Regions from separate parts of the Mus musculus genome. Here region 1 is linked to region 2. A link is a contact called in ENCODE Hi-C or POLR2A ChIA-PET data. All regions are on one chromosome and are shown on one strand. Each heading gives the region's core, a stretch centred on a gene start or an enhancer-like site at or near the end of the contact. The rest is flanking DNA. Distances are from core to core; before and after follow the strand shown. Region 1 holds the start of Jarid2 (jumonji, AT rich interactive domain 2). Region 2 overlaps Gm34276 (a long non-coding RNA gene).

Region 1 (3,645 bases), core at 513-3,012, 200 kb after region 2:
GAACCGACTGCCCGGGAGGAGAGAGAGGAAGAAGCCAATGTGTGTCTGCAGGTGGATGGGAGAGGCTCCAAGCCTTTTCGCTTCCCTGAGGCTAGCCAGTCAGATTTGAAAAGCAGGACCTTGAAGACCATAGGTTAGAACCAGGAAATTAGCGCCGAGGCTGGGAGCCGTGCTAAAGTTCCTGCGAATGCCCCCGAGAGCGACAGCAGGGCCTGCGATCCATTGATCTGAGCGACTGGCGAGCCTGGGCAGGGCAGGGGCTGGGGCAGGTAAGGCTGCGGGGCACAGACCATTGGGCTCTCGGGCACTCAGTGTTCGAGACGCTTCCTTACGGGCTGCCTGTGTTGGGGGGTCGGTCTCCATTTTTCCGTTCACGGTTTCACCTCGGCGTTGGGAGTCTCGGTCGCGGACAGCCCTAGTCCTGAGGGTAAAGACCCCCTTCACCGTCTCCAGGGACGGCGGGGCTTCACCTCGGAGCCACCGGCGACGGCCTAGGGTCGCGTCGGCCCCGGGGACAGGGGCGGGCACGCGGGCCGGCGACCACGAGGCCGCGAGCTTTCGCCGGGAGGCTGCCCCAGCCGCGTCTGCCTCGCGCGTGGGGTCGCGTGCGGCCGCGGGCCGGCTTGGAGCCGTGACCTCGGACCACCCCGGCGGCCGAGCGGCCGCCCGCTTGCTCGGCACACGGGCGCTTGTCCTGAGGTGACACCGCCGGCAACGGCTGAAGCAAGCGGGCGCTGCCGATCAGCGAGTTCGCACCGAGCGAGGATCCCTCTTGGTGCGTGGCCCAGTTTGGCTGAGGACCCGCTCCAACCCCTCGCTGACACCGCCCCCCGCCGCCGCCGCCGCCACGCTCCGAGGCCTTTCCCCCGGGAAGCCTGGCGGCTTGCCCTCGCGGGCCCGCGGGCGCGCTCTCGCGCGCCGATTCCTCGATTCCACAGGCGGTTCGCGCCCGGGGTGGGGGCGGGGCGGGGCGCGCGGGGCCGGGCCGAGCCGGGCCGGGCCGGGAGGGCGGCCCCCGCGGGGAGGGGACTGGGGGGCGGGGCCGGCGTGGGGAGTTCCTCGCTCCCGGACCACACGCTCCGCGGGCCAATCCCGAGCCAGCCTCTAGCAGTGTCGCACGCGGGACACGTCCAAGCGTTTGTTGGCAGGGCCCGGGGAAGGGGGAGGGGGAAGCGATCGGGGAAAAGGGAGTTGAGTGACAGGAGGCGTGGGGCACGCTGGGAATTGTAGTTCTTCGCTTCCGTGGCCATAGCCATTTTGTAGTCAAGGGACTACAACTTCCAGAAGATCAAGGGGACTATTCTAAGGTGCCCCGGGAATAGGCGGCTCTCCCCCGGGCCGGGCGTCCTGGGGCACTGGTACCCAGCTGCCCGGCTGCAGGTAGACGTGAGGGCAGTGGCGAAGGTTTGCATGCGGCGACTGTTGGGTGAGCGGACTGCGGGTGGGGGGGGGGGGGGGGAAGGGGCTGAGGTGGAGCGACCGAGCGTGCCATGCATTGAGCTAGGGAGCCTCTCTCAATTCCACGACTGGGCTCGGCGTGGGAGAGGCGCCTGACGGGCGGCCCGCAGAGGCTTCGTGGAGGCCTTTCCGGGGTCTCGTCGACGGGGCTGCGGGAGTTCTCCGCACCGGGCCGGGGCTTGTGGGCAGAGGTTAGGCAGGCGTGCGGGGGGCTCAGCTGTGGGAGTTTTCGGCTGGCGGGAGGTGGCGAATTAGCCGAGGAGCCCTAACTTGTATAAAAGCAGAGTCCATTTAAAGTTGGGCTGGCTAGCCTCTCTCTCATTGGTTAAGGGGCTTGGAAAAAAGAGACTCGGCGAGCCCTCCGCTGTGGTGCTGCCGCCGCCACCGCCGCCGCTGGAGTTGACTCTTCTGCTCGCACTGCTGCTGCAGCACAAACGTGACTTCCAACATTTTAAATTTATCTTTTCCTTTTTTCTTCTTCAAGATGTAACTACAGATCAGATACTAAGGACCTTCACGTTTCGCTGATGTAGTTTTTGGAAGAAAAAGGGGGGGAGTGAAGGGCGTCGGTTTTTTTTTTTTTCTTCTTTTTTTTTCTTTTCTTTTTTTGTGTCTGTTGTATGTTTCGGGGGAAATTTTCCATTATGAGTGTTTTACTAAAGTGAATTTTTCTTGTTTGCTTCGCTCGTCTTTGGCTCTTTTTATATTTTTTCTTTTATCCTTCTCAATTTCGGATTTATTTCAAGGCGAATCTGGTTTTGGGGGAAGAGGAAGAAAAGTCGGATTACAAGATCAACCACCACCAACAACAATAAAAACCACCAGGATATTTTTTTGCAAATTTCTGACGGCTTTAAATTCATGAAGCAATTGTCCCCTTTTGCAATCAGCATTTGGATCTCAGAATGAGCAAGGAAAGACCCAAGAGGAATATCATTCAGAAGAAATACGTAAGTGCTCTTAACAACACATCCTTTGGCTTGCAGTTTTAAGCGATGGTTGTGAATGTCAAGTTTATAGATAATTCTGCAGCTGAAAGGTTTTAAACAGCGTCCGATAAAGCTCTTTCTTTTCCGAAAGGGCTTTTCAGGCAAAGTCGTGTCTGCCTAGTTTGGTTGAGAAAACAGACTGGTGTAGAGATACCTCAAGTATATAAATTGACCTCGAATGACACAACGTTGATGTAGTTTTGGTGAAAGGCAAGGGGTTTTGGTGGAGGTTGGGGTTCTGTGTGTGGGGGCCCCCGCAGTGATCTAACTGCATTCTCGGGCGGATTTGGTCCCATATTGCACTTTGCATACAAATGAGCCTGTTATTAGTGTTATTTGGAAAATCGTGTAAGGTATGTGTGTTGGAAGCTAAGTTGCAATCCAGAGTACGATTATGGCGATCTTCTAGCACTGGCACATCATTTAATATATGTGGCCCTTTTGGCTTATCTAGCTTGCAACATGACCCAGTTGGGAATCATGTTACTGGGAATGCATTTATTGGTATTGACTTTTATAAAGAGGCTGGTTTTGGTTCTAAAGATTCATGGTTTCTAGTTTGAGGGGAAAAACATAGCTCATGTAAAAGTATATGTGTGCCTGAGTGAATGCATGTTAATACGAATAATTTCTCCCTGAAAACTGGGTTTCTGAGATTGGGTTGTGATGGTTAGGTTTGTTTTGTGCACAGTATAGCAGCGTCTTGCTTGGCATAGGGAGTGTTTTTGTTTTGTGTAGTGGCTTTTTTTTTTTTTTTTTTTTTTTTGTAAGTTTGGGGGGAGGGAGTAGAGAGGGAAACCAGGGGATTAACCAAATATGCACTCGAGTGATCCGGTGGTTAGCTGCGTATGCTTTAGAGCAAAGTACACTTTTTTCCCCCAGAAAAAAAAAAGGCCCTTGAAGATAAATAAAGAACAATGCGACCCTATGAGAAAGTTTTATTTAACTAGGGTCGATGATTTGGTCTTAATATTTTTCCTTTTTGGTTAGAGAGGAGTGTATAATGGGAGATGACCTTCTGGGCAGTGGTTTTGTTAAATGTGTACACACACACACATTTAATGGAAAACCTGAATTTCTCCCGGAGAGCTGATCCTAATCTATACACGTAAACTTAACTTGAAAGAAACGTAAGATTAAATGAAGCTCAACTTACAAAGCCTACTCCATAAGGAATTTAAGAATTAAAATACATCCG
Region 2 (3,440 bases), core at 149-2,648:
CCAAGATATGATGAAGAAAGGCTTATTTTGACATTCACATTTAGAAGTTTTAATCTATAATCACTTGACCCTGTGGTTTCTTTTATTTATTTAATAACTTATTTATTTTTTGTGCATTTGTGTTTTGTCTGCATGTATGTCTGTGCAAGAGTGTCAGATCTTGGAGCTACAAACACAATCATAAGCTGCTATGTGGGTGCTGGGAATTGAACCCAGGTCCTGGAAAAGCCGTCGGCACTCTCAACCACAAAGCTATCTCTTCAGCCCCGGGCCCCATGGCTTCTGATCTGGGCTAGCACATCGTAGTATGAGTTTATGAAGCAACACTACTCACTCTGTTTCTGGGAAATGGAAGAGAGGAAAAGGGAGGGCCCAGGATCCTGCGATCCTCTTTAAGGGCACAGGACAGTACAGCTGGAGATCTCCGGCTAGGCTCCACACTTTAAAGGTCCTACCAACTCTCAAGAGCTAGTTCACCAAGCTGGGGGGCCAAGCTTTTACCATATGGACCACTAGGGAGCATTCCAGATCCCAACTCTAAGAGAAGTCCCCTGAGACACGGAAGCATGACTCAAAGCTGAGACCTACGTTCCCAATCTTACCCGGCAAAAAGCAGAAAATATTGAGAAACCATGTCTCGGCCTCCCATCTGCTCAGCATGTCCACAGAGCTGAAAGCCACTTCTGAACCAGAGGCCCAGCTACTCCAGGGAAATGAAGAGGCTCCAGGGAATCCCACAGCCTAGGAGCCAGGGGCTTGCTGCAGTGTTTCATCAGAGGCTGACACTTGTTGTTGTACAAGACAGAAACGTGTTGTGGAGCAGCTCTGGTCTAAACCTCACAAAAATGCCAAGTGTCCCCTGACTTTGCCACAAACTTACAAATAAGTAAAACCATCTATCCTATGGTTGGATTGTCACCCCTGGAGGAGAACTGCAGTCAGAGCCTCAAGGGCAACTTTGCAGTTGAAGAATATCCCTGTTCCAGAAAAAGGAAAGGGAGTGTGCCACTGTTTAACAAAATGAACTTTAGTTTGACTGAGGCAGAAACCTTTTGGGCGCCAGTGGAAAAACACCATATCAAAATGCCCAAGGGTGGCTATTTTATTTTTGAAGTTATTAGGAGTGGGTGTTAACTAAACAACATCTTCCTAAAACAGTGTAAGTACAACCTTCATACAGACATAAGTAGACAGATACATTGTCTACAGAAAATTACCACCTGAAGTTTTGGTCCTGAAGCCTAAGGAAATCAAATTAATGTCCATATTCAATCAAACTCCACATACCAATGTCATTACTAATAGACCCATCCATGCCTCTAAGGAGGCGTCAGCAAATGTTACAGTCTTTACGATCTGTCGAGCGTTCTTGGCACCGGCGCATGCGCAGGACGTGACCCAGCTTGCTGATTCGTGGCTGCCCTGTGAACAGGCGTGCAGCTGCATCTCGGTGCCCCTTCATCGACTGTGGGTTTCCTTCCACAGAGGCCAAGCCACAGTTAGCCTGGATGAGAGTACCCAGCCGTCTTCATTTCCCCAGGCACAGGATGCGTCGACAAGAAGGAAGTGAATATAAGAGCCAAACAGCTCTTATTCGGCCTGCTTGCCGGCTCCATCCTGGTCCAACGCTTTAATCAATTCAGTGTGTTTAAAAATCAATTTCACCGGATGGGAGAAGAGAAGCTGCTCAAAGCCCTGTGGTCACTCAGGGCAGGAACACGGAGGCGTCCTCATTTTTCAGAAGGTCTGTTGTAGGGTGGAGTTTCCTCCTTCTCAGTCCACGAGTAAAGAAAAGATGCAGTCAGAGGTATGGGCCTGAGCACCAGCCAAGTGTGTTTTCTTGCTTTTCTTTTTTTTTTTTTTTTTTGTTTTTTTTGTTTTTTTTTGTTTTGTTTTGTTTTTTCGAGACAAGGTTTCACTGTATATCCCTGCTTGTCCTGGAACTCACTTTGTAGACCAGGCTGGCCTCGAACTCAGAAATCCGCCTGCCTCTGCCTCCTGAGCGCTGGGATTAAAGGCGTGCGCCACCATGCCCGGCTCACTAGCCATTTCTTGTAATTCTGGGCCAATGTCTAACTCTCCTAAGTTTCCAGGATGCAGTATAATGGGCCAGTAAAACCCTCCCTGCCTAATTCTGAGGAAGAGGTTTTTAAAAAGCTAAGGTAGAGTAGGGGCAGGCTGGAGGGATGGTGCAGTAGTTAAGAGCACCCCTTGCTGCTCTTACAAAGGACCCAGGTTCGGTTCCCAGCACCCACATCAGGGGCCTCACAACCACTTCTAACTCTAGCACCAACAGATTCTATAACCTGCTTCTGGCCTCCGCAAGAAACTACATACATGCCGTACACATGCAGACAAGCAGGCAGATGGACATAGACATAAATAAAGTACATTTTTTTAAAAAAGATGCGGAACAAGAGAGACGCATAGGAACCAGAATTCCTGATGAGGAGACCACACTGGGGCCCACGATTCTGCTGAGGTTGTTCAAAGGGGAAGCTACACCCTGCCTCTGGGGAAGTTAGAGGGGGGTGCGGGCACATGCTGATTCTCAGCTATGTCCTCCCACGTTTATCAAGCACCCAGTGTATGCTCTAAGACATATCTTAGCGATACATCAGTGATGGGTCCTGTGTTAGGGATACAGTTTGTCCCCCAAGGTCTCATGTAAAAACCTTGCTTCCATAGCAGCATCAGGACCTTTAAGACTAGGGCCTATCAAGAAATAATTAAGTCATTTTTGTTCATTAATGAATCCATGCCATTTTGAGGGAGTGGGTTAGGACACAGGGGAATGTATTGGTTGTTGTGATAGTGAATGGGCTTTATAAGAGAGCTTGGAACATTTTCTAATCTGCTACTTACCCTTACCACGAAGTCTTACCACTGGGAGGACATCTACCACAGGATCCTCATAGCATTAGGTGTCAGCACCACGCCCTTGAGCCTCCAAAGCCATCACGTAATGAAAACTTTTTCTTAATATATGACCAGGGGCAGCAGGTTATTTTGTTATAGTAACTCAACAATGGATTAAGACAACCATGTCCAGATCTTGCACTCACCTCTGAGAGACGTCCAGCTTGAAGGGAACCAAGCTGGAGACCACTGGGAACTGCCTCATTCTGGATGTTGGGTCTGACTGTTCAATGAGTTGCACAATGTCACCATTCTTACCACTGCAGAGATAACAGTTGCTTTCAGCCGTTTGTACAGACGCCTAGACTGTCCCAGCTAGGAAAGAAATGCAGATTTCCCATTTCTTTTTCAAGATAATAAAACTGGAGCCCAGATTAGCAAGGTGTCTCATTCCTCAAATGAGAAATCTTCCCATTGAACCTTTCCTCCTTCTAAACCCTCCAATGAGTAGGTGATATTTGAATGTCGAATGATACAAGACAGATGAGCACTGATTTAATTGCTGCTGTATGACAGCCCCC

Evidence for each region. A loop is a pair of places that touch in the nucleus more often than their neighbours do. ChIA-PET counts read pairs that join two places held with the same protein, here RNA polymerase II (POLR2A).
Region 1: a map of heart shows a loop between it and region 2 (2.0-fold over the local background). The contact joins the promoter of Jarid2 here to the enhancer-like site in region 2. A Hi-C loop is called at or near these places in 2 of 37 maps with a recorded cell type or tissue (gastrocnemius and heart). POLR2A ChIA-PET finds 5 or more read pairs at or near these places in 1 of 5 experiments (Patski).

What each region holds. Positions count from the first base shown.
Region 1 is chr13:44,729,509-44,733,153 of GRCm38, forward strand. It overlaps Jarid2 (jumonji, AT rich interactive domain 2), which reads left to right and starts at 1,763. Exons shown (of 18, transcript NM_001205043.1): 1 at 1,763-2,408. The coding sequence starts at 2,364.
Region 2 is chr13:44,534,189-44,537,628 of GRCm38, forward strand. It overlaps Gm34276 (a long non-coding RNA gene), which reads right to left. Exons shown (of 5, transcript XR_873341.2): 4 at 3,066-3,179. Among named protein-coding and RNA genes, the nearest start is that of Gm47792, 26 kb to the left of the region's middle. Within about 2 kb of position 1,399, at least 1 of the 3 ENCODE cell types and tissues checked has a DNase peak (open chromatin) inside an H3K27ac peak, as active enhancers do; it is gastrocnemius, where a contact is called at or near this core.